Linked DNA regions of Homo sapiens: region 2 is linked to region 1. The links are chromatin loops, found by intact Hi-C in ENCODE. Cell type or tissue: K562. All regions are shown on one strand. Each heading gives the region's core, and the rest is flanking DNA. Links, peaks and the distances in the headings are about the cores only. Region 1 holds the start of CD34 (CD34 molecule). Region 2 holds the start of PLXNA2 (plexin A2).

Evidence for each region. Hi-C counts contacts between places; a loop is a spot of excess contacts. Peaks named below come from ENCODE experiments on the same cell type or tissue, not always from the same donor. Only the 100,000 strongest peaks of a DNase experiment are listed, where the experiment ranks them.
Region 2: a loop joins it to region 1, with 2.2 times the contacts of the local background. A loop is called at or near these places in 4 of 110 quality-filtered maps.

What each region holds. Positions count from the first base shown.
Region 1 is chr1:207,903,583-207,914,626 of GRCh38, forward strand. CD34 (CD34 molecule) reads right to left here and starts at 7,543. Exons shown (of 8, transcript NM_001025109.2): 1 at 7,420-7,543. The coding sequence starts at 7,498. It overlaps LOC107985253 (a long non-coding RNA gene), which reads left to right and starts at 6,786. Exons shown (of 4, transcript XR_001738424.2): 1 at 6,786-6,975; 2 at 7,073-7,256; 3 at 10,401-10,571. In K562, for the core only: a CTCF peak has its summit at 4,660 (motif pointing right); a DNase peak (open chromatin) is centred at 4,669; H3K27me3 peaks cover 857 bases.
Region 2 is chr1:208,233,383-208,244,426 of GRCh38, forward strand. It overlaps PLXNA2 (plexin A2), which reads right to left and starts at 11,002. Exons shown (of 32, transcript NM_025179.4): 1 at 10,261-11,002. RefSeq lists enhancers at 9,540-10,041, 10,042-10,541. In K562, for the core only: a CTCF peak has its summit at 5,835 (motif pointing left); DNase peaks (open chromatin) are centred at 2,459, 2,759, 5,559, 5,859 and 1 weaker place; H3K27me3 peaks cover 743 bases.

The sequences.
Region 1 (11,044 bases), core at 1,642-9,641:
GGGAGGAGACAAGGTCTCAAGAAATTAGTAAAATGAGGATTCTAAGAGATGTCACAAAATTCATGTAGTAAAAGTCATGCACTGAACTTTCAGGTACTTCTTCAGAGTCAATTATTCTTGTTTTACACATAATTCTAATAACCCTGGTTATCTGATATCCTAGCTAAAGTTGAAACGTAGGAAGAGCCTATTAGAAGCAAATAATAAGGAGAAGCAACAGCTGAAAACTAAGAAACAGAAATAAATGAAAAGCAGACATAAGTATGAAAACTCACACCAGTTTTCTTGAATCATTTATGGTAGGAGTGAATAGGTTAGATATCTATACCTTAATAAGCATTAATGATGTCACTGAGTTGCAACATAGCCACGACATGTTCATGATACATCTGAGTCATAAAGTCCTTTTCGGGGGGGTATTCTAAGAAAGCAAAGACATGTGCAATACATTTTGAAAATATTTCTACCTGCCACTAGTAAATTGAAGACTCTTTTGTTCTTTAAAGTGAGTTTGCAAATCCTCAGCGATCCAGAAAGCTCTGCTACCAAAATAACTAAATCCCCATATTTTAAGAGACTGAGTTTTCCTATACTTGGTCTTGCTTTTCACAGCCCTCCTTAGTTTTTTCCTGGTGCTGTTTCCTGATCTCCTAGCCTGCCAGTCTTATTTTGCCCATGCTTTCATATTCTAGCACCTGGATCAAGAGGAGTATCTCGAAGGAGTTCCTGGGAATCTTAGTCCATAGAGTTACAGAACTAGGATGAAGGGACATGCCAGCCTCTGCCAGGAAGTAGGCCGTTGGGAGCCACAGACTGTATCACCAGGAAGGCGGTATAGCCCAGAGACAAAGAGCTCAGGCTCTGCAGCCAGACAGGCCACATTCAAAGGCTTCTTTACCATGTTTTAGCTGTGGTTTGGGAAGTTACTTCAACTCTGTAAACCTCACCTGTAAAACAGAGATAAAAGTAGTCCCTATGTCTTAGCTGTTTTGAGGAACAAAGGAGCTAAGAAGTAGAAGCAGTTATCCTGTCTGGTAAAAGTTCAAGAAATAGTGGATATCTTTTGTTTTAGGCCCCTTCCTTCTGCTTCTCAGTGGGCATGAGATACTTATTTCTGTGACTCATCTGCCACAAAATCATATATGCTGCTTCCTCAGGATAGGTCTAACTGTCACCTCAGTAAGAATATAAACTTCTAAAGTGCTGGAGCCATTCTTATTCTTATGTGTTTTACTCCTGGTGCTTAGCACAATCCTTGGAGTTTAGGAAAAGCAATAGGATTGGAGGACAACTGTGGCAGGTGTGTTCCTGCCAGCTACCTCTAGTCATGGCAGTCTTGTTCTCATGTTATATTTTAAGGGGGAATTAATTAAATTGGGGAGTGTTCATGTGAAGATAACCAGGATTAGGAGAGTTCTAGAAACCAAGTCATATTGTTGAGGGTCTAGTGTTATTTCATCTAGATGGGGGGTTGGCAAACTATGGCCAGTGAACCTAACCTGACTCAGGGGTTGTGTTTGTATGGTCAGTCAGTAAAGAATGGCTTTTACATTCCTTTCTTTCTTTTTTTCTTGAGACAGTCTCACTCTGTTGCCCAGGCTGGAGTGCAGTGGCACGATCTTGGCTGGCTGCAACCACTGCCTCCCAGGTTCAAGACATTCTCCTGCCTCAGCCTCCCAAGTAGCTGAGACTACAGGCATGTGCCACCATGCCCGGCTAATTTTTGTATTTTTAGTAGAGACGGGGTTTAGCCATATTGGCCAAGCTGGTCTCAAACTCCTGACCTCAGGTGATCTGCCTGCCTCGGCCTCCCGAAGTGCTGGGATTGCAGGCATGAGCCACCGTGCGTGGCCGGCTTTTACATTTCTAAAAGTGTCGTAAGATAAGACAAAGTAGACCATCCATCAGAAACCATATATGGCCCCTAAAGCCTACAATATTTACTCTCTGGCCCTTTATAGAAAAAGTTTGCTGACCCCTGATATGGAAAAGAAGAATTTGGGGAGGAAAAATAAATAACTTTCTTTAAGATGCATGTTATTTACACTGGTTGAGCACCCCTAATCTGAAAATCAGAAATTCTAAAATACTCCAAAATACGAAACTTTTTGAGTGCCAACATGATGCCGCAAGTGGAAGATTCCACACCTGACCTCATGTGACAGGTCACAGTCAAAACACAGTCAACACTTTGTTTCATCCACAAGTTTATTAAAAATATTGTCTAAAATTATCTTCAGGCTATGTATATAAGGTATACAGGAAACACAAATTCATGCTTAGACTTGGGTCCTATTGCTGAGACATCTCATTATGTTTACACAGATATTCCAAAATCTGAAAAAATCTGAAATTTGAAACACTTCTGGTCCTAAGCATTTTGGATAAGGGATACATTCATTCTGTGTATTCATTCTCATTTTTCTGCAGTGCCAGTGATGTGCAAAGGATCTCGCTCAGTGCTGTGGAGAGTACAAAATGAGAGCTGGATCTCTTTCCTCCATTAGGTGTTAGTGTCATTGTCATTTAAATCAATCCCTCAAGGAGTTTGTAATCTAGTGGGGCCCACTAGAAACATCTTCAGGTATTGTCATGAAGGACCAGATTAAATCTGTACCAGCCCAAAGAATAGAATTAGAACTAATGATTAGAAGTTATGGGAAGGCCAATTTCACTGCAATCCAAGGAAAAAGTGTAAAATGATGTAGCTATTTATAAGAATGAAATGAGCCACTTTGGGAGACAAGTGATCCATCCATGCTTCCTGCAAACACTCAGGAGGCATCCGTGTTAGGGGGCTGTCCAACTCTGAGGCCTACCATGAATTTCAGTCATCCTAGACTAGAACAAGGGACTGAGCAGATGCCTTCTTAAGCTTCAAAGGCTAAGCTAAGGTGTGAGTATATATAAACCAAGGGTCTGTGGCCTGAGGGTTCCCAGTGTACCGAGATTTCTGTTTTATATTCAAATAGCATGTCTTGGCCAGACACCATGGCTCACGCCTGTAATCCCAACATTTTGGGAGGCCGATGTGGGTGGATCATCTGAAGTCAGGAGTTCGAGACCAGCCTGACCAATATAGAGAAAACCCGTCTCTACTAAAAATACAAAATTAGCTGGGCATGGTGGCGCATGCCTGTAATCCCAGCTACTTAGGAGGCTGAGGAAGGAGAACTGCTTGAACCTGGGAGGCAGAGGTTGCGGTGATCCGAGATCACACCATTGTACTCCAGCCTGAGCAACAAGAGAGAAACTTCTTCTCAAATAAATAAATAAATAAATAAATAAATAAAATAGCATGTCTTGGACCCCATCCACTTACTGTGGAACCCTAATTATTTTGAAGATTCTCTGGGCACCTACATTTCTCCCTGTCACCTCTTCCTCCATTTTACCAGCACCACAGACTCCTGGGTTGTGGCTCCATGGCTCAATGGCTCCCTGTCCGCACTAGTATACCACTTCACCGTAAGTTAGCCAAGGTAAAGTAAGTTACTTTACCCTCCCCAGAGAGCCACTAACACAAGGCTAGTGTGTGTAGCCAGTATTTACTGAAAGGTTGAGGGCATGGAACGAGATTACAGGGCAGCCCAGGGGAGACAATGGCATAACCCTGAAATATTAGACATTACTGTGCTAATGAAGCCATGTATTAAAAAAAAATTTCCTCCCAGGTCTTTTCCATCCTCCACCCACCACTGTCCTGCTATGACTCCAGGCACCTCTCCACCCTTTATATGCTCTTCCTGGGCTCTGGAGTCCTATCAGCCTTGTGTCTCTTGTGCCCACCTAAACACAAGGCTTCACTTCATTTTATCATGCTCAGCAATTCAGCCTCCTGCCTACCTTTGCTCATCCAGGATTGTCTGGGGTTCTAGGCTTTGTCACTCAAAGACCTCTTAAGACATTTTCTTAAATCAGCTGCCTAGGGATGCCACTCCTCTCTAAGAAGTATCAGTTTGATTTCATTTTTCCAAATAAAGAAGAAGCCTACTTCCCAATTAAGCCCAAAGGCCTTTTCCGTTGCATCTGAAGGGAAGTAACTCATTCCGACGGACTCCAAGAGCACAGGTACTAAGAAGTACACCTTTATATGCATCCCTATTTGTTTGTCTCTCCATCTTTCCAACATGCACGCATCTTTCTCCTTAGCACAACGTCCAGCTCTGGGACTAAAAGTCATAGATAATATGTTTTCATTTATTAGCTAAGGAGGGAAGAGAATGTTCTCATTAGAGAAGTCCAAGCCCACAAAAATATGGAATTCTCACAGCCCTGGCGACTGTGAGAATTTTCTTCTGGAGGGTGGTGTTGTGTTCTTTTTCCATACCTTCTTATTTTTAATTCTCCACACTGCAAGCCATTTAGTTAGATCAACCAAAGTCAATGAGAGAGGGAGGCCCAAGTACCTGAGAGTGGAGTTGGGTAACCATCCAGCCCTGAAAGTAAACCCAGGCCCTCCAGCTCAGGGTCTAAAGGAAATCAGGCAATGAGACCAACGGTAAGAAGTGGAATTTGTTCCTCATTTTCATTTGTTTTCGTAGGACTCTGCAGCTGAGTTTATCTGCTGCAGTTTGGCACTTCTTGCCCTAAGCTTTTTGAGACAAAGATTGCGAAGGAAGGAGATGAGGACAAGGGAATGAGGAGGCCCAGGAGGTGGAGCCAAAGGGATAAGAAAAAGAGGCCCCAGGCCCCTGTGTGTTTTATCAGCCGAACAGAAATGCTGCTGAAGACATGCATCTGCAAAGGTGGTGCCAACTGGGTTGGGTCTACAAGTGCGGAGCACTGGGGACCACTGAATTAGTCAGAGGTCCCCAAGCCTGCTCCTCCTCTGTCGCCATATGGCAGAGATTCAAAGGGTGGAGTCCTCTCCCCTCTGGAAAATAGCTGATAAAATTCTTTTCCCTTTTATTTTTCCCCTCTTACATGTAGCCCTGGACAGGATATGGGTGTGGGGTCAGCAGGCACGAAGGACCCAAAGGAAGAAGAGGAATGTGACGGGGAGGGCCTGGGGGTGTTGTTAGAGTGAGGATAGGGACAGGCCTTGGAAAGCTTGGAGGAAATAGATACCCTGAGCCTGACAAAGGGGTTCCCTAATTACCTGAAAGGCTTCCTGCTCCAGCCAGCACTCTGGCAGTGCTGCCTGGTGGCCCTTGAGCCCCTTACCCTGACTCTGCTCTGTGATCTCCCCCACTTCCAACAAAGACAGCCCACTTCTGGTTAGTTGCAGTGCCTATGCACATGCCACCTTCTCAAAGGGACAGAAAAAAAGAACTTCCCAAAACAAGCTCTTTGTTGGGGTAAATGATGAGAAAACAAACCACAGAAATCCCCTCTACCCTAAATTTTACAATAATAATAGCATTTCTGCAATGGCCCTATGGTAGCATTTCAAGGTACACTCAGTTATCTCATTTATCCCACAATGTATCCCAGGACTGAAAATGACTCCTAGTATTAACAAAACAAAACAAATCCAAGCAAAAACCCTAGAAAGCTCTTGGGAAGGGCATAAAACTACAATTGGCTCAAGTAGTCTGGCAAGGCTGGGAATGGGGCCTTGTGCCTCATCCCTCCCCACCAAAAGCTGGGATATTCTCAGCATATCAGTCCAAAGTTTTGCCAAGGTTGTGTTGCTCCCCCAACCCCAACCTCGGCAGGCCAAGGCGAGACTGGCACTTACCAGCTGAGGAAATAAGAAAAGGGTGGACCTCATTCGGCTGAGGACCAGGTCATCACAAGCTGTGTAGCCAAAGGAGAATGGAGCATCTGATTGGAATCTGCACCACTGGCCAACTCACCCCTGTTTTTTTGTTTTTTGTTTTTTGTTTGTTTGTTTGTTTTGAGAAGGAGTCTCGCTCTGTCTCCCAGGCTGGAGTGCAGTGCCAGGATCTTGGCTCGCTGCAACCTCCGCCTCCTGGGTTCAAGGGATTCTCCTGCCTCAGCCTCCCGAGTAGCTGGGACTATAGGGGTGTGCCACCATGCCCAGCTAATTTTTGTAATTTTAGTAGAGATGGGGTTTCACCATGTTGGCCAGGATGGTCTCGATCTCTTGACCTCATGATCTGCCTGCCTCGGCCTCCCAAAGTGCTGGGATTGCAAGCGTGAGCCACTGCGCCCGGCCGACTCACTCCTGTTATGAGGGCCTAGTCTAGCACCCACTCTAGAATTTTGAAACCTCATTGATAGCTTTTCCTTGCCCCAAAGCACACATCCAGGACTGCCAAACAGGGCAACCCAAAACTTCTCTCAGAGCTTCCTCCAGCCCAGGGGCAGCTGTCCCCAGCTGGGCGGACCCAAAGATGGACAACAGAGGAGACTGGGAACAAAGAGGTCTAGTCCAGGTCACTCTGCAGGGCCACAGTGGGTGGCCCTTAGGATGTAGTGAGAGTACAGAATTGGGAGCCCTAGAGTGCTGTAAGCAAAAGGGAGAGCAATGTACAAAGTTTCAAAAGTTTCAAACCTTCCAAGTGCAAAGAGATGAGGTGGAGAATGTCATTCCCCAAGGAAAGTAATCGAGTATAAATATTTACCGGGTGCCTATTTTTTTTTTAACCGAAGTGAGAGCAAGACCTTAAGAGTAAGGATATGTGTAGGTGAGTGGGGGCAGTGTTCTAACCCATCCACTAGCTTTAGAACTTGGAGCAGGGGCAGAGGAAGAAAACTCCAAAAGGTGACAAGTTTTGAAATTTGTGCAGGGGTGACGGTTTTTGGTAAGGCGAGCGAGGCTGGGCGCAGAGCAAATTCTGTCTACTTCTACCTCCTCCGCGGTGGGGTTGCTGAAGTGGGAATTCAAACTCAGCTTCCCAATCTTAAATGCAAGGTTTTTGTTTGGTTGGTTGTTTGGTTTTGTTTTTCCTTTTCACGGACTGTTCATTCCGAACACCCCTGGCCTGGGACCTGGAGCCTCATCCCTGATTCGCTTCCCTCGAATTCCTTAATGTCCACTTCTGGCTCTCCCAGTCCCTGTGCAAGGTGGGCACACCGGCCCCTTCCCAGCAATCCGCTCCGTGTCTATACTTTCTGAATCAACCAAGAGCCACAAAACTTTTCCTGCTTCTCTCCTCCCCAGTCTCCCGGTTCTGGCTGCAACTTCGCACTCCGCGCCTCTGGCAACCAGAAGAGACCCTGGCATCTCCAAAGCGCTTTATCTCAGTCCATTGGAACCAGTCGTGCTGACCGATTCACACCTCGGCTAACGCACACTCGCGGGGGTGATGGCCTTCCCTTCCCCTCCCACCCCCGTCAGCTCCCAGGTGAGGCGCTGGCCCCGGGGGGAAGCAGCTGTGGGCGGCAGTGCGTGGGTTGGGCAGGGGTCCCTTCCCTCCGTGAGACTCTGCTCTGCTGTTCAGCCTCCCAGAAAGCCTCCACCCTCCCCGCGGCGAAGCCAAGCGGCCGCGGCGCGCGGGCGGTACTCACGCAGCAAACTCAGCAAGCAAAGCGCGGTCCAGCCCCGCGGCATCCTGGGCCCTGCGCGCGCGCCCCTGCGGACCAGCATCCTTCCCGCGCGGCTCCTAGAGAGACGCACCGAGTGGAAGACACTACTCGGCTTGGCCAGGACGCGCTCTTCCCGCCCCCTCCGCCCGGGAGAGGGGTGGGGGATTCTTGCTTTTTTCCTCTCTTCTCCCCTCCCTTTTTAGTCTTGGCAAGGCAGCGCCTCTCCTTGGCTGCTACTAACTTGAGCTCCCCTGGTTGGTCCCAAAGGCGGAGGGCGTTAGGAGGGAGGCTGGGTTGCCGCCGTCGAGGCCAAAAAAGGTGGAGGTTTGTTCGGGCTCCAGATGCCTCGTTCAGCTTTCTGGAGAGGCCCCATCCCACTTCTTCAAGCTCCACTTCCACTTAACTTTTAACCCCTTTGTGGCAGCCTTGCCGGTGGCCAGGGCAGGGGCAAGTTTCCTCCGATTTTTTCCCCACTTTTCTTTCCTTGTGATTTTCCTTTATTTTTAAGTTGTAAGCCAGTAACAATCTTGCAAAAGGAATCTACTGTAAGGACCTCAGTTTAGAAGTGTGAGCATTTCGTTAATCAGGTAAAACTTAACCACAATGTGGCACATTTAGTGATAGCCTCACCAGATCCTGTGCTGTGTGTGAGTGAAGCGTCAGGAGTGAGCAGGTATACGTGACTATAAGTATTCATTTTGGCTGTCCAAACCATTCTTGGAGACTTTTTCTTTCTTTTCTTTTCTTTTTTTTTTCCTGCAAGACCTTTTTGTGTTATGTTAACTTTTTGCTAACTTGTGTTAACTTTTCCTGTGACCTTCCATATTTCCCCATTTAGTTCCCCATCACCATCATCCTAAAGAAAAAGGACTTCCCTGGATGCCTTCTCACCAGTTATCCCCTCTCCAGCCCTGGGTCTAAGCCACTAGGGATTTCACCTTGCTCTCCCATCAGAAAAAGGACTTTCTGTGACTCCATCCTCCACCACTTGATAGATCCTTGAGCTTCCTGTTCCTCACCAGTTCCTCTGGGTGTTGGTTGTACTGAATAGAAGAAACTCTGAGCCGGGTAGGCAGCCTAGTCTTGGGGACGTAGAGACGGGAGAAAGGAGAAGCCAGCCTGGGCAGATGATGGCACCAGGGGAGGATCAGATAAGGTATAACCTGGGAGAGGCTGCTCTGATATCCAGAGCAGAATCATGAAATTATAAATACTCAGTTCAGGCTCTTCCATGATGTCTGTACCACATAGCCTAAAGGGAAAAAAGAGAAGCCAGACCAGCACTCTGTGGTCCTTTCTGATTTCTCCGCAGACACTCTAGCATTATAAAAGTAGCTTTACCTTTATAGTCCATCTCAAACCTACTATGCGTTGGGGTTGCACAGGAGAAGGATCCAGGTCTAAAAACAAACCCAAAATCTCCTTATTCTGGTCTTGTTGCCTAGCATTCCTTTAAACAGGGAACAAAGTCTTTCATCACACAATAAGAGCAAAGGCCTGATATGCTAATTTGATTGAATACAACGGAATGGTATGAATCTGTTTCAAAGTACAAATGATGATTCAGAACTGATCACATAGTGATGGCAAGGGCCTGGGGACAGAAGGAGTGGCAAACATGCATTTTAAAATCAGTCATTGGTCCTTGGGACTCCCAATTAACAGGGAAAAGGAGTTAGTTCCAACACTGCCAGGCCCCCCACTCCCCTCAACTTCCTCAGCTCCAGGGACCGCTCGGTCTGCTTCAGGCATCCAGTGTGCAGTTGAGAACAAATGTGGGGTTGTAATCCCTGCTAGATATGAAAGCTAATTTGGTCCACTTTAACTTCCATTTCCAGATTTTTTTTTTCTGGTTACTTTAAATACCATTTGTCTCCCATAGCTGGACCACGGGAAACAGGGGAAATAACTTGTCTTTCTTTAGTACCTGAACTTCTTAACTAGCTTTGGGAGCAAAGAGAGAGAGAATGATTCTGTGGAGCAGAGTTTTCTCAAAGCATGGTCTACACAGAATCAAGGGTGAGGGCCAGAATCTGTACTTTGAGTAAGTATTCTCCATGACTCATGCACACTGAGGTTCAAGAAGCCCTGGTATAGAAAGAACACTTGCTGGGTACAAGGAGCAAGGGCGAAGTGGATGTCAGGCTTCAGGGAGGAAAAATAGAAGTAGGGGATATGGGAGGCTGGCAAATCCCTTCCTCTGAGAGACCAGAGCTGTTTCTTCTCTGGCTTGCAAAGGTTATGGATAGCCCCAGAACTACAAAGCTAGACAGTGATTGGCCACTCTTCATATTTTCCAGGGTCACTGAGACTCATCACCCCAAGCACACACACCCTTGCCCAAGCCACCCCCAAACACACGTTCTGGCCACTGGACACAAGGGTACCCAGGGACCCCAGCCTTACATTTCCTCACAGGCCAGGTAGAGTTGAGCTATGTAGTCTCTTCAAAGTTCTAGCCTTTCTGGGCTGCTCCTCAATTCTCTGCTCTCCTGCTTCATAAGCTGTTGCTAGAAGATGTTAGCTACACCGCACAAAATGGAGGATACAACAGAAATACACTGAGTCAGAGGCTGTCTCAGGCCCTTTACAGACCCTTGGAGGTCACAACCACTTTTACTATTAAACATCCCTTACCTCACCCCTCCCCAAAATACACACGCATCATGTCAATCAACCTAAAAGAGGACCTCATCCTATGTCAAATATGTCTGATGTTAAAAAAGTAAGGAAAATGGTTGTTATAATTCTGAATTTTAAAATATATTCATTTTGTTCTTATAATTCAAACTTTATTATATTTACATGAAACTATGAAAGAGTTGAATTGCAGTTTACAAGTTGAGTTGACATTTTTGTAGGCATTTAATGAAAAATTTGTGAATTTTGATTTTCCAATTTTATATTTTGGAACCAAGACTTTTTTCCCACATTGCAAACTTTTTTTTTTTTTTTTTTTTCAGTTTGGCAGGGATCCTTAGCGGTAGAAGTGTTCAGATGCTGGACTGATGCAGTGACAACCTGCAAGTCCCTTTTTTCCTCTTTCCACCTTCTAGTCTCCCTCCAGTGCCTCCTCTTGGCAGAACCTAACAAGAAATCAGCTGACAAGGGAGTCTGGGAACCAGTGTCCTGTGGTAAGTCACCATGATGCAATGTTTGCCTCCATGATAGGCAGGCTATTCCAGAGGCCACAGATCAGGAAGACTCAGACCAAATTATGATGATCAAATCACAAGGGTTATGGAATCTATTTAAAGCATAGAGCCAGAACCAAGGGGACAGATTTACACAAGGTTGATACACTTGGGAATGCAAGCAGGGCAAAAGTCCTGCACAGTCTCACAGCCTCAGTCATGTGTTTCGCTCTGCAGTGGTATAGTTATGAGGACCAGAACTGAGATTGAGTAAGGGGATCAATATGAGGAAGATGCTTAGAACCAAGGTATACTCATTCTATTGAGAGATGTTTAAGGGTAGGTAGGCTTGGCCACAGGTCTTTGTCAGTGTTCTGGGAAGCCATACTTTTTGCCAGTATTTCTTGGGTAGAGCTTATGGGGGGCCAGAAGGTGCCACCAGTAGGTAGTCAATTTAGGGATGACATGGACAC
Region 2 (11,044 bases), core at 1,573-9,572, 330 kb after region 1:
TGTTGCCTCTTCCCATCCCCAGGCCAGACATGGCTGCTTCCCCAGGGCCCTGCTTTTTCTTCCTGGCCCCCAGGGACTGCACAGTTGGTGGAAAATTTGGCCAAGGAAGCTGGGGGCCCGCAGTGGAAGTCAATCGGGTGGCCTAGACCAGGTTCTCTGGATCCCAGCCCTCTTCATTTCCTCCAGGTCAGCCACAGCTGCCTGAGAATGCTCCCAGGTGCATGGTGTGCAAATCCAAGCTGGGGCGACCCTCCCTGCCTCTCATTCCCTCGCAGCCTTGTGAGACTGGAGCTCTCTGCGCCTCCCAGCCAGCACAGTTTGCAGGCAGCTGCTTGGGTCATTGTCTCAGCCTCTTCAAGCTGTGAATGCTGAGTCTATAGAGACTGAAACACAAACAGTGCCCACAGTGCCTCTCGGGGAGGGAGGGGCAGCTTGGCCTTGCCAGAGCCATTGACTGTGCAAATATCAAGGCTTGCTGTGGATGGAGGAAAGCTGGTTGGAGCTATTTAAAAGGGGGGGTCTTTTGACACCACACTGCGCAGCACCATGGAAGGGCTGTGGTGTGTGCTAAGGGCCGGCAGATGGGAAGAGAAGAGGAGAGGTCAGTTCTCACAGGGAATACTGCTTCATCGTGAGATGCCTGTCTGCTCTAAACCAAGGAAGAGAGAGATGGGGGAGGTCACTGGGCACAGTGCAGGGGACAAGAGACCGAAAAGAAAAGGTAGCTAAGTGGGCAGATCAAGAGAGTGTGGTGAGTGAGGCTGGGGCAAACAAATATCCTAGCAATTGGAGGGCAGTGAATGGCAGCTTGCTGTGTGACTCAGGGCAATACACTTACCCAGTTTGGACTTGGGTTTCACATCCACTGTGTGGGCCCGGGTAAAAGGTACTATTAAACACTCAAAAACATTTCCCAAGTATTCTACACCAAACACCTATTTATTCTGCAGTTCAAACTCTTTCTTAAAAAATAATATTTAGAAAGGAAAATCAAGGGCTCTTGCTGACCCCATTTTCTGCAGCAGGCTCTTGGACAGTGCTATGGGATGTTTAGGACTCTCCTCTCACAGGCCCCATCCCGCACTCTGCATTTCCAACAGGGACAAAGCTCCTTGTGTTGCTTGGGGAGCTTCTTGGCCTACTAGAAGACAGCTAATGCTTCTCCCCAGACATCCTGCTAGGTTTTGACCGATGATCAGTGCTACCAAGGATCTGATCCCTGAGCCCCAGCGTCCAGCTTGGGCTCCTGGACTCCACTCCTGCTAACACACTCTGTGATGTGTCTGCTCCATCCATGTCCCTGCCCCCAGGAGCTCTCGTGAGATGCCTGTCTGCTCAAAACCAAGGAAGAGAGAGATGGGGGAGGTCACTGGGCACAGTGCAGGGGACAAGAGACTGGAAAGAAAAGGTAGCTAAGTGGGCAGATCAAGAGAGTGTGGCGGGTGACGCTGGGGCAAACAAACCTCCTAGCAATTGGAGGGCAGTGAATGGCAGCTTGCTGTGTGACTCACGGCAATGCACTTACCCAATTTGGACTTGGGTTTCACATCCACTATGTGGGCCTGGGTAAAAGCTACTCTGTGCAGGAGAGATGCAAGCCCTGTTGCAGCCAGGCAGCCAGATACCCATGAGCTCTGCGTTTTCTTATTCCATGAAGGGTTGACTCCCACAGCAATGCCAACCTACCAATCCTACGACAGTGTCATTCATGTACACTCTCAGAGCTCTGAAGGCACCAAAAACCCAAGGGCGGCAAAGGCAGAATTCAAATTCCAATCCCACTGGCTAAATGCTGACCACAAGCCCTGAATGTGGTCTCCTTGCAGGGCCACTATTGGCTTTCTTCTCTATGTCCCATCTCCACCAAGTCTTCAGCCCTTTATTCTTTAGCATAGAGATTTTCTTTAAATAAAATCTTACTTTTCTCAGAAAATTCCAAACAAATTTGGAGAGAGAGGGGGAAAATAACCCTAGTTTCGCTTCTTATACCTGTCCCAAAATTTAGAATAGTTTTCCTTGTTTCCAGCACTTGTCGTTTTTCCAACTTTCCTAACACCCTCTTCCCGGGCCTGGCTCCAGAAACAAAGACAAGTGAAGGTGCTTGAGTATTCATTCCATTATACAGATGGAGAAACCGAGGTGCTGGGTAAGGGGCAGGAGCCAATTCTGCCAGAGCGTAACTAACCTCTTATCTCCCTCCTGGGACCAGGGAACAAACGGAGGGTGAGCACCGGTCAACAGGTGAGAAATCTTTAGGAAGTGGGAAGGGCTACAAGTGTGAAGGCAGGCACTTAGTTCCTGTTTGATTCTTTGACACCAGGCTCTTCCTGACCATCTGCTCTCAACCATCTCAGTGGGGCCTAAACCTCCTGCAGGATTGTGCTGGGAGGGGCTTCCAGCTCCCCATGCAGTTCAGATCTTTCTCTCTAAGTCTGTGGGCCAAGAAAGCTGAAGAACTTGAAGAACTTGACCCCCTGTGGGTCACTCAGAGTGGGGCGGTAGACTCAAATTTTGTTCATTTACAGATAAACCTCAGGGGGTGGGGTGTTTGCCTTACAGAAAACCTCGTAGCCTGGGTTTTAATGTCACAGAGAGTGAAGGGACTTGTTAGAAAGTTTTAAGCAGCTGGAGTCAGGGTGGGGCATCAGTGTTGTCAGGGCACTGTGAAATCCCAGCCGGCCCTGCTCCTGGAAAACACCACTGCCCTAAAACGTGGAGTGGAGACCTGGAACGAGAGCTTTGCTGACTCACGAGGGGCCTCCTGCCTGTGGACGGGGAAGGAGCCTGGGTCTTCCTGTCTGGCTTGGGCTGGGCTCCCGCTAAGAACGCTGTTCTCAGTGAAATTCAAAAAATTGGCTCTTCTCCTTCAGGTATTTTTGTTCCTCAGGAGAAAAAAATGGGAAACCGGGGAGCAGTCAGGGGAGGTGGGAGGTCAGAGGCCAACGTAATATTTACCCAGCCTAGCCGAGGCCTTTCACTTTTATGAAGCAGGAAACCACTTCAAAGCAGCAACATCCCCTCTTGCCACTTCTGTCTGCCCGCTGGTCCTGCTGCCTCTATAAGGCAAGGCAGGGCTTTTCTACACACCCCTTCCTCTGCTCCTGAACCTTCCACCCTCTCTCCCTTAAAGGGTGGAGCACACTGCCTGGCCGGCTGCTCCCTCTAACCCCTGCTCAAAGGTAAAAAGACCTGCCCATAGTCACAGAGCAATCACAATCCATAGGCTCCGCTGACATTCTGAGCTGTCCCTGGCGTGTTCTCGTTCACTCAGTGAGTTGTCTACCACTCTCAGAAGCACTGGGGTTACAGCTCCTCATCCAAAGCCCTGTTCCACCACCAGAGCAGAAGCGGAAATGACGGCTAGGAAAGGCTCTAGAGACTGGAATCTAGTGGTTCTTTACATTGTGGAGGGGGCAAGAACTCCTTCTCTTCGGAAATACAAGACTACACATACCCACATCATTCTTGAAGATATAGAATCTCCAAGGTTTCACAGGCCTCTTGAAGCCCAAGTATGGCCCTAGCTCTGTGCTTCCCAGTGCAGGGGTCAGTTCCCTGACAGCATCACTGATGTGGCTCCCCCAGCCTCAGACGAGGTGCAGGGAGAGCATGACCTTCCTTTATAGGATTAGAGACAGCCTTTGAGTTGAAATCTTCGTCCTTCTAACCTTTCTCCATTAGCATCCCTTACCCTCTTTATGGACAGAAAGCTTAAAGCAGAATGGCTACCTTCTCTTTGAGTTGAAATCTTCATCCTCCTAACCTTTCTCTATTAGTATCCCTCTACCCTCTTTATGGACAGAAAGCTTTAAAGAGATTGGCTCCTTCTCCAGGTAGCAAGCACATGGCAGAGGCAGCCCGAGGAGTGGACAGCCAAGGTGTAGGGATAAAATCCAAATCTTCCCTCTCAGGTCCTTCCATTTAATAACTTCATTCAGATAAGAGTAGATGCATAATAGCAGGATTCTGGACACTTAAATGTGAATGTGGATGAGTAATAATATTTCCTGAGGCACCACACTGGCCTCTACACGCCAGCTCCAGAAGTACCAGAAAGGGATGCAATTTACATAGAATACAACACGAAAATCCTTGGGAGTGTGCACCCTGGAGTCCTTGCCGTAGGATATTGACTAATAGAAAACAACTCCAGCGCTGTCCAGTTTAAAATCCTCAGAGAAGAACGAGGGGAAAACTGGGTAGGTACGGGTAGCTGTGAGAGGCTGGAGACTGCGAGAGCATTAAATAGTCATCCTTCTTCACAGGAAACTGTGAAGTTCTCCAGCACCTCTGAGTCTCTCCTGGAAATCTTCACCTCCCATGACTTAAAGCAAAGGCTTTGAGGAGCTGTCTGCTCTCACTTCCTCTGACCCCCTAGTACACACTGTTAATGCCATTCTGCCTTTTACTAAAGGTATTTGGGGGTACTTGGCTATGCAATTTCTTCCTCCACTCCCTGAGTGTACTGTAAATGCCCTGAAGGTAAGATCTATTACTTTTTCATCCTTGTATTAGGAGGGAGCTACCACATTCTTGGCACCACACAGGTGATCGATCCCTATTTATTTAAACTTAAATGAATTCCAATTCCCGCTTTCAGTGTCATCCTATTTGGTTCAGTGCAAAGGGTAAGAATCTCTCCTTCTTCTATCCCTCTATACTATGGTTGAGAGGGAGGCTGTTTAGACAGAACAAGAGAAAGCCTGGGAGAACAACTCCTCCAAGAGGGCTGGGAGGTGCTAGGGTTCCTCTGTCAGAAGCTTCCGTCCTCTCAAAGCGTCGGAGAGAATATGTGTGTTTTGCGGGGATCAGAGGAGACAGGCTCATTCACCAGCTCTTCACTCGGAGCCCTGGGATCCCTCCTCCTCTTCCCTCTGAAAGACAAGTTGAACTTTCCAAGGGCAACTCTACTACCTTTTATCTTTCACCCTCAAAGTAATTTTAGCCAAAGAAAAGCAGAATTAAACTTTCATAACACGATACATTTATCTTGTTTTTCTTCTTTCTTTTCTCTATCCTCCCTTCCCCCTGCCCTGACGTCCAGGTACATCTGAGCTAAAGCAAACCAAGATGAACTATCAAGGGATGCTATCAGATTGGAAGAGACGGGGCTAAGCTCTCTGGTCTCCTGCCCATCCCAATACTTCAATATTTTTCCATGCCCCTGTTAGGCAGTTATTATCTCCTTAGATAAGAAAAGCCTCTGGACTCTGCTGTCTCTCAATATTGTCCTCTGCTGAAATGAAAGGGGGAATTATAATTCAGAGAAAGATTCCCACAGAGAATATGAAGAAAAAGATTAAATCAGCGATACAATGTTGACATGCATTCAGTTCCTGAAAGCTCTTTTAAAAAAAAGTCTCCTCAGGAGCAGTTTTGCTACTACCTGAGAGTCTCAAAAATCTGTATTTAGGGAGTTGGGAGATGGGAAGCATGTGAAGGCCCCTCGGGGTTGGGTCAGAAACTTCTGTTGCTGATAAGAACGGCAAGGGCCTTTTGGCGGGCCAGCCAGCAGATTGGACTCCCTGTTAAGTTGAGAATGCACTCCCTCCCTGCCACCCAGCCCTAGACGTGACCTGTTGGGGCAGGCCTCTCCGGAGTTGCTCACAACCCATGCATCCCAGCTTAATGCTGCAGGCGCCTTCTCATCCTCTGCAAACAGACAGAGGCCCAAAGGTCCCACTGGCAATAGGACCCTACCAGTTGTAGTCTCTGGGAAGTGACGGCTGGGAGTTTCGAATATATCTCATCTATTAATATTTTTTTTCTTCTAAAAAAAAAAAAAAGCACAAAAGCCACTGTTTTGGGCCAAGCCTGGCTTTCAAGAGTCCCCTCTAGTGGAGATAACCTGCTACTTCGGCTTCTCAGTTCAGCCCAGAGCCTCCCTGGCCAGTGAAGATTCAGAAAACCCCCTTCTGCCTGCAAGGCTCTCTTTCCCACTTTTCTCTTTGTGTTCACTCTGAGCTCTGTCCACCCCCATTCACACTGTTAATCTCTCTGTCTTTATCTTCCCTTGCTGTCTTCCTCCCTCTCTCCATTTATCTGTGCCTGTGCCCACATCTTGACTTCTGTCTTTCCATGTGTGCCTTTGCTCCTGCATCTTGATCTACATCTTCCATCCACCTGCTGGTTTTCTTTGATGTTCAGGATTCCAGGTCTGACTTGTTAGGAATGCCTTGGTCAGGCCTTGGACCACATGGACTCACTTCAAACGGCCAAAACAGCCACCCACAAGCCAGATCCACAGTGAGAAGCACTAGGAAAATCCTAGTGGTTATAGAGCTGTCTATAACCTGAGCTCAGAGCTCCTGCTCCGAATCCTGTGTGAAGCCGGCTGCTCCCTTCAATAGATTCTCCCCACCTCTGTGCCTGCTTCCCAGTCTCTGACACACGCCCTGCCCTGCAAACAACTGGCAATGCCTGGGTAAAGGGACAACTGGCAGTGCGTGGGAAGAGTATGCTGGGGTAGGGGAAGAAGGTGAGGAAGAGGTGAGTGGGGGTCAGTGGCTGAGCCTGGGGCTGTGGCAGGACAGTGGAGACACAGCAAATGTTAAGCTGGGGTGAAGGGGGGTATGGGGGAACACCTGCTGGTCCTCTGAGTTTCCCAGAGATATTCTTTCACCCAAGAGAGAGACAGAACCAGAGCAGGGAAGGCGGTTAATGGTTAACCAACTGTAGAAGCAGAGAACTTTTGCACTGCTCAGGCCTCAGCCATTTCTTTCAGCTCTGTGCCCTTCCTTCCTCCTCTCCCCTTACACTCTTACCCCGCAAGGACCCTGCTCCCCAACAAAGAACTTTCTCGCCTCTATTTATGCCCTCCAATTCCAGATGGAGCAGTGTGGAGCTAGATAAAGAGGTTCCATATGCCCAAATGCCAGGGAATGAGGCCCAGGAGAGCCTGAGGGCTAAGCCCAGGAGGACGGGGATATCCTCTTCTTACCAGCCATCCCTCCCTCGTGCCTTGAGACCAGCTGTTTGACCCTGGGAAGAACTGCCTTTCTCTCTGTCTCCATAGGGCTCACCTTTAGAAATGACCGAAAAAGAAGTGGATGCACACCCACCCCTCATTTACTCTAATCAGGCATGAAATCTTTGTAACGAAGTGAAAAAACTGTTCAGGGAACTGGTTCCATTCATCATTGTTTGAACTGAGCATATGTGAAGGGTAGAAATAGAATATTCACATATAATGAATTGATAACAGACTGCCCCTGGGTGGGGCGGTGGTGATTGGGGCTGAGGGGGGAACGCACACGAGCTGTAAAACTCCCAGCACCTCAAAGCCTGTTTCTACCAGTTTCCCTATGGACAGTCAGTCCTGAATTATTTCTAGTTAACAGACTGTAACACAATGCTCCAGTCTCTTTATGATCAGAATGGGGGTGGGGGGTGGGGGCTTGGCTAGGCGCTCCTTGCCTCTCCATTTGCCATGATGGACAGAAGTATATTGTGCCTCAGTTCGTGTGTGTGGAGACAGCTGTGTGGCAATGCAGGGAGACAGCTGGTGGTGGTGGGGAGGTGCTGCTGGAGACAGGAATTGCCTCCCCCACACCAAACCCTATATCTTAGGGAGGCAATCATAGAAAATGAGGTAGGATAGAAACTATAAAACCCCCAAACAGTGACAACTCCAGCACCATAAATATTTCATAGCACCTAAAGTGGTGAGTTTAGGCTGCTGTCAGCTGCTGCCTTGTATATTTAACCATGTCACTGGTTTCCCCTCCTGTTCCTATGTTTTCTTGTAACCTGCCCATGAAATAAAGATTAGCTGAGTAAGCAGAAGTATTGGTAAATGGGAAAGGGACCTAGGAAACAGGTAGCTGTTCTTTGAGGGCTTTCTTTTTAACCTCATTTTAAGTGCAGACTTCAGTAAAACAGATGGTGAAGGAACTTTTACATTCACCGCATCTGCAGCTTTTGATGGTCAAGAGAGTTGCAGGGTGAATGTTCCCTGGTGCTCTGAAGACAGGGATAGGTATTCAGACTAGCTCTGAAAGGGGGGCCACCAACCTTGTAATGACATGGTTTTGGGCGATGGACATAAGACACTGCCATACTCTTCATTTAGACTTGGGCTGAAAAGCTAGCCAGCCCCCCTGTCCTGCTCCAGGCTTTGAGGGACCCCTGTCCTTATGCCCTGCCAAAAAGAAGGACCAGCTGGGATTTCCTTGGCAGACTCATGGTCCCTGGATAGAGATCTCCTGGTACTTTACCACTGCTGCTCCTCAGCATCTTCCCTGCACATCGCTCCAAATGTCATTTCCATTTAACTGCTTTGCAAGCCAGTTTGCCCCCATCCTAATGCAATTTGCTGAGGACAGTGAGGGAGCAGAGAGGGTAATCTGCATTGCCCTCCCTTTATCAGCAGGTCCCTGAAGACGATCGGCTGCGGAGTGGAGGGAAATAGCTCCTTTAGGTAATGCTGGTTGGTGGCAGCAGGGGCAAGTTCTGGAATGAGGAGGGGTTGGTGGTGATGCCAGGTGGAAGAAGGGGAATGAAAAACAACCTCGCTATGACAGATTCCACTGTTTCCTTGGTTCCCTACCCTTTCTCTTCACTGCCCCTTCAGCCTCCAGGCCACCACCAAGGAGAGATCCCAGGTAATTAGTTCAAATGGTGCTCCGTGAAGAGAGAGGGAAGTTAATGAATTCTTCTCTTTTCTTGCCTGGAGGTCAGAGGGGAGAGGGCTGCAAGCAACTCTGGGAGCTTTCTGGGGTTATTGCATAAAAGTTGTGCATTTCAGTTAGGAATAGCTGAATTCCTCCAGCCAAGGTTATCTCTTCCTGGGGCTCTGTCAATCAGTAGAAGGCCCCAGAATCCAAAGCCAACCCAGAGGGAAGAGTGAAGTTTCAAGATCTGGGAAAGAAGCCCAGCAAAGGAGGGAGACTGCTATTGTGTGGGGAGAGGGGAGAGCTAAACCTGACTCCTGCTCTCAAAGCCTCCAGCCCAGGCCAGCCAAGATACTCATCTTGGCCTGCCGCTCATAAGCCTTGTCCACTGTGCGCGTGAATGGAAGGAAATGAATGTGCCCCCAAATTTCTGTGGGTTCTTCCAAACTGATGGGCCCCCAAGTGACTGCCTCAAGCTATGACTGGCAGTCCCAGTCCCCTCAAACTGATGCTGCCTTCATGTCCCTTGTGCACTTTCTACTGGTGTGCCACTGTCACTCTAAGATTCCTACAGGGGACCTGTTCAGATTTCCATTGCCCACTTCATGGGGCTCTCATTTCTAGACCCTTACTGACCTAGAGCCCCAAATCTTTTATCCAACTTCCTCCCCACCATTATTTCTATCCCTCCTGAGCAGAGCTGAGTTTGAGTAGGTAGCTCCCACTAGGGCAAGGGTCATTCCAAACAGGTGGACTTTTTTCGGGGATCTAAAATGGTAGTTTCTGGTGACTCTCTGGGCATCTAGACCATGATTGGCATTATAGAGACTACCTGTGGGATGGATAAAAAGGGCTAGAATTTTCTAGGATCCCTACCTCACTTGTGGGGTGGGGCAAGAAAGAGCACATGGAAGGAAACATTCTCAAATGGTTCATAAGGAGCCTCTGGGACCCTAAGCAAACTCCCATTTCAACCCCCAGCACTCCTGTGGTGCTCAAACTAAGGGGCTGGACCCCTGCTGGGCGATACACCGCAAAGGGAGCCCCGGGAGATGAAACACTTAGACCCATTCAGTGCCTAGGAATCTCTCCCTGAGCCTTATGGAACCCGCGCAAATGATGTTTTCCCATTCCCCTGATCTCCAGTCCCCGATCGGAAGGGAGAGCCGGCGGCCACCAGGGACCCCGGCACTGGAGTGAACGCCCCCAAATCGATCGCTGGCCAGTGTGGCTTTGGGCTGTCTCGCTGGTGCCACCGAGGCCCTCTTTGGGCTCCAGCTCTCAGGACAGCCTTGCCGCCCCGAGCTCCCCAAAGCCGCAGAGCGCCGGCAGGTGCGCGGTGGAGGCGCGCCGCGGAGCGCTGCTGCCGCCCTCAGCCCGCATTCGGGAAGCCGGCGGGCTGCCGGCCGGGAAGCCCTCGGCGGGAGGCAGCGGCTCCAGTGAGCCTGCGATCGCGCGCACGCCGCGCTCCAGCCCGCGAAAGTGGCCGAGCCCACGCGGGGACTCGCCCGCCGCGGCCAAGCCGGGTCTTCTGGGGCCGGGACCCCAAAGAGGCGGGCGCGGGAGAAGCCGCCACGGGTGTGCGCGCCTGTGGGGAGAGGGCGGAGGGCGCTGCCGACTCCGAGCGCCCGGCCCAGCCGCCGCTTACCCAGCTCGGCGACGTCGGTCTGTCCTTCCGTCCCCGCTCGGTCTACCTCGGCCGCCGCCGGCTGCTGAGGGCGGCGCGAGGCCCCTCTCCCTGCCCGCAGCTCGGAATCAGGGAGACGACCAAATCCACATGGAGTCCAAATTCATTAAAATCCACGTCAAGCCACCAGACACTTATCTGTATTCCTGAAGTCGCTCCTCGGTCTCCGCTCCGCGCGCCCCTCAGTCCTCCGTCGCCCCGCAGCAGCCCGGCTGGGCGCTGTCGCCGGCTCTCAGGGGGCACCCGGAGGCGCCGAGGGGGCGTGTGGGGGCGGCCGGCGGTGTCTCTCCTGAGGAAGAAGCAGAGCCCCGGCTGTCTTCAGATTTTTCCAGCGCGACTTTCCGGGCTCCTCTGACATCAGCAATCCCGGCGCTTCCTTCCCTTCTTGCTCTCCGGTTCGTTCACAGTCCCATTTCCTCCGGGAGCCTGGCTTTCCAGATCTATTTCGAGGTTTGCTCCGCTGGCTGCGGCGCTCGCACGCCCTACCGCTCCCAAGCTCTCGGGGTCTCTCTCCGGATCGCTCGCCCTCTCGGCTGAAAAATTCCCAGCAACTGCCCTCCGCCGCCCTCCCGCTCCAGTCTGGCGCGGATGCCGCTCCTCCCGGCAGCTCTGGCTCCCGCGGTGGCGGCGGCGGCGGCGGCGGCGGCGGCGGCGGAGGAGCCCTGAGCGCCGGCCTCCCTATTTCACCATGCAGCTCATTATCATAGAGGCCGCGCGCGTTAACCCCCTCCCCGCCGGCCGCGTC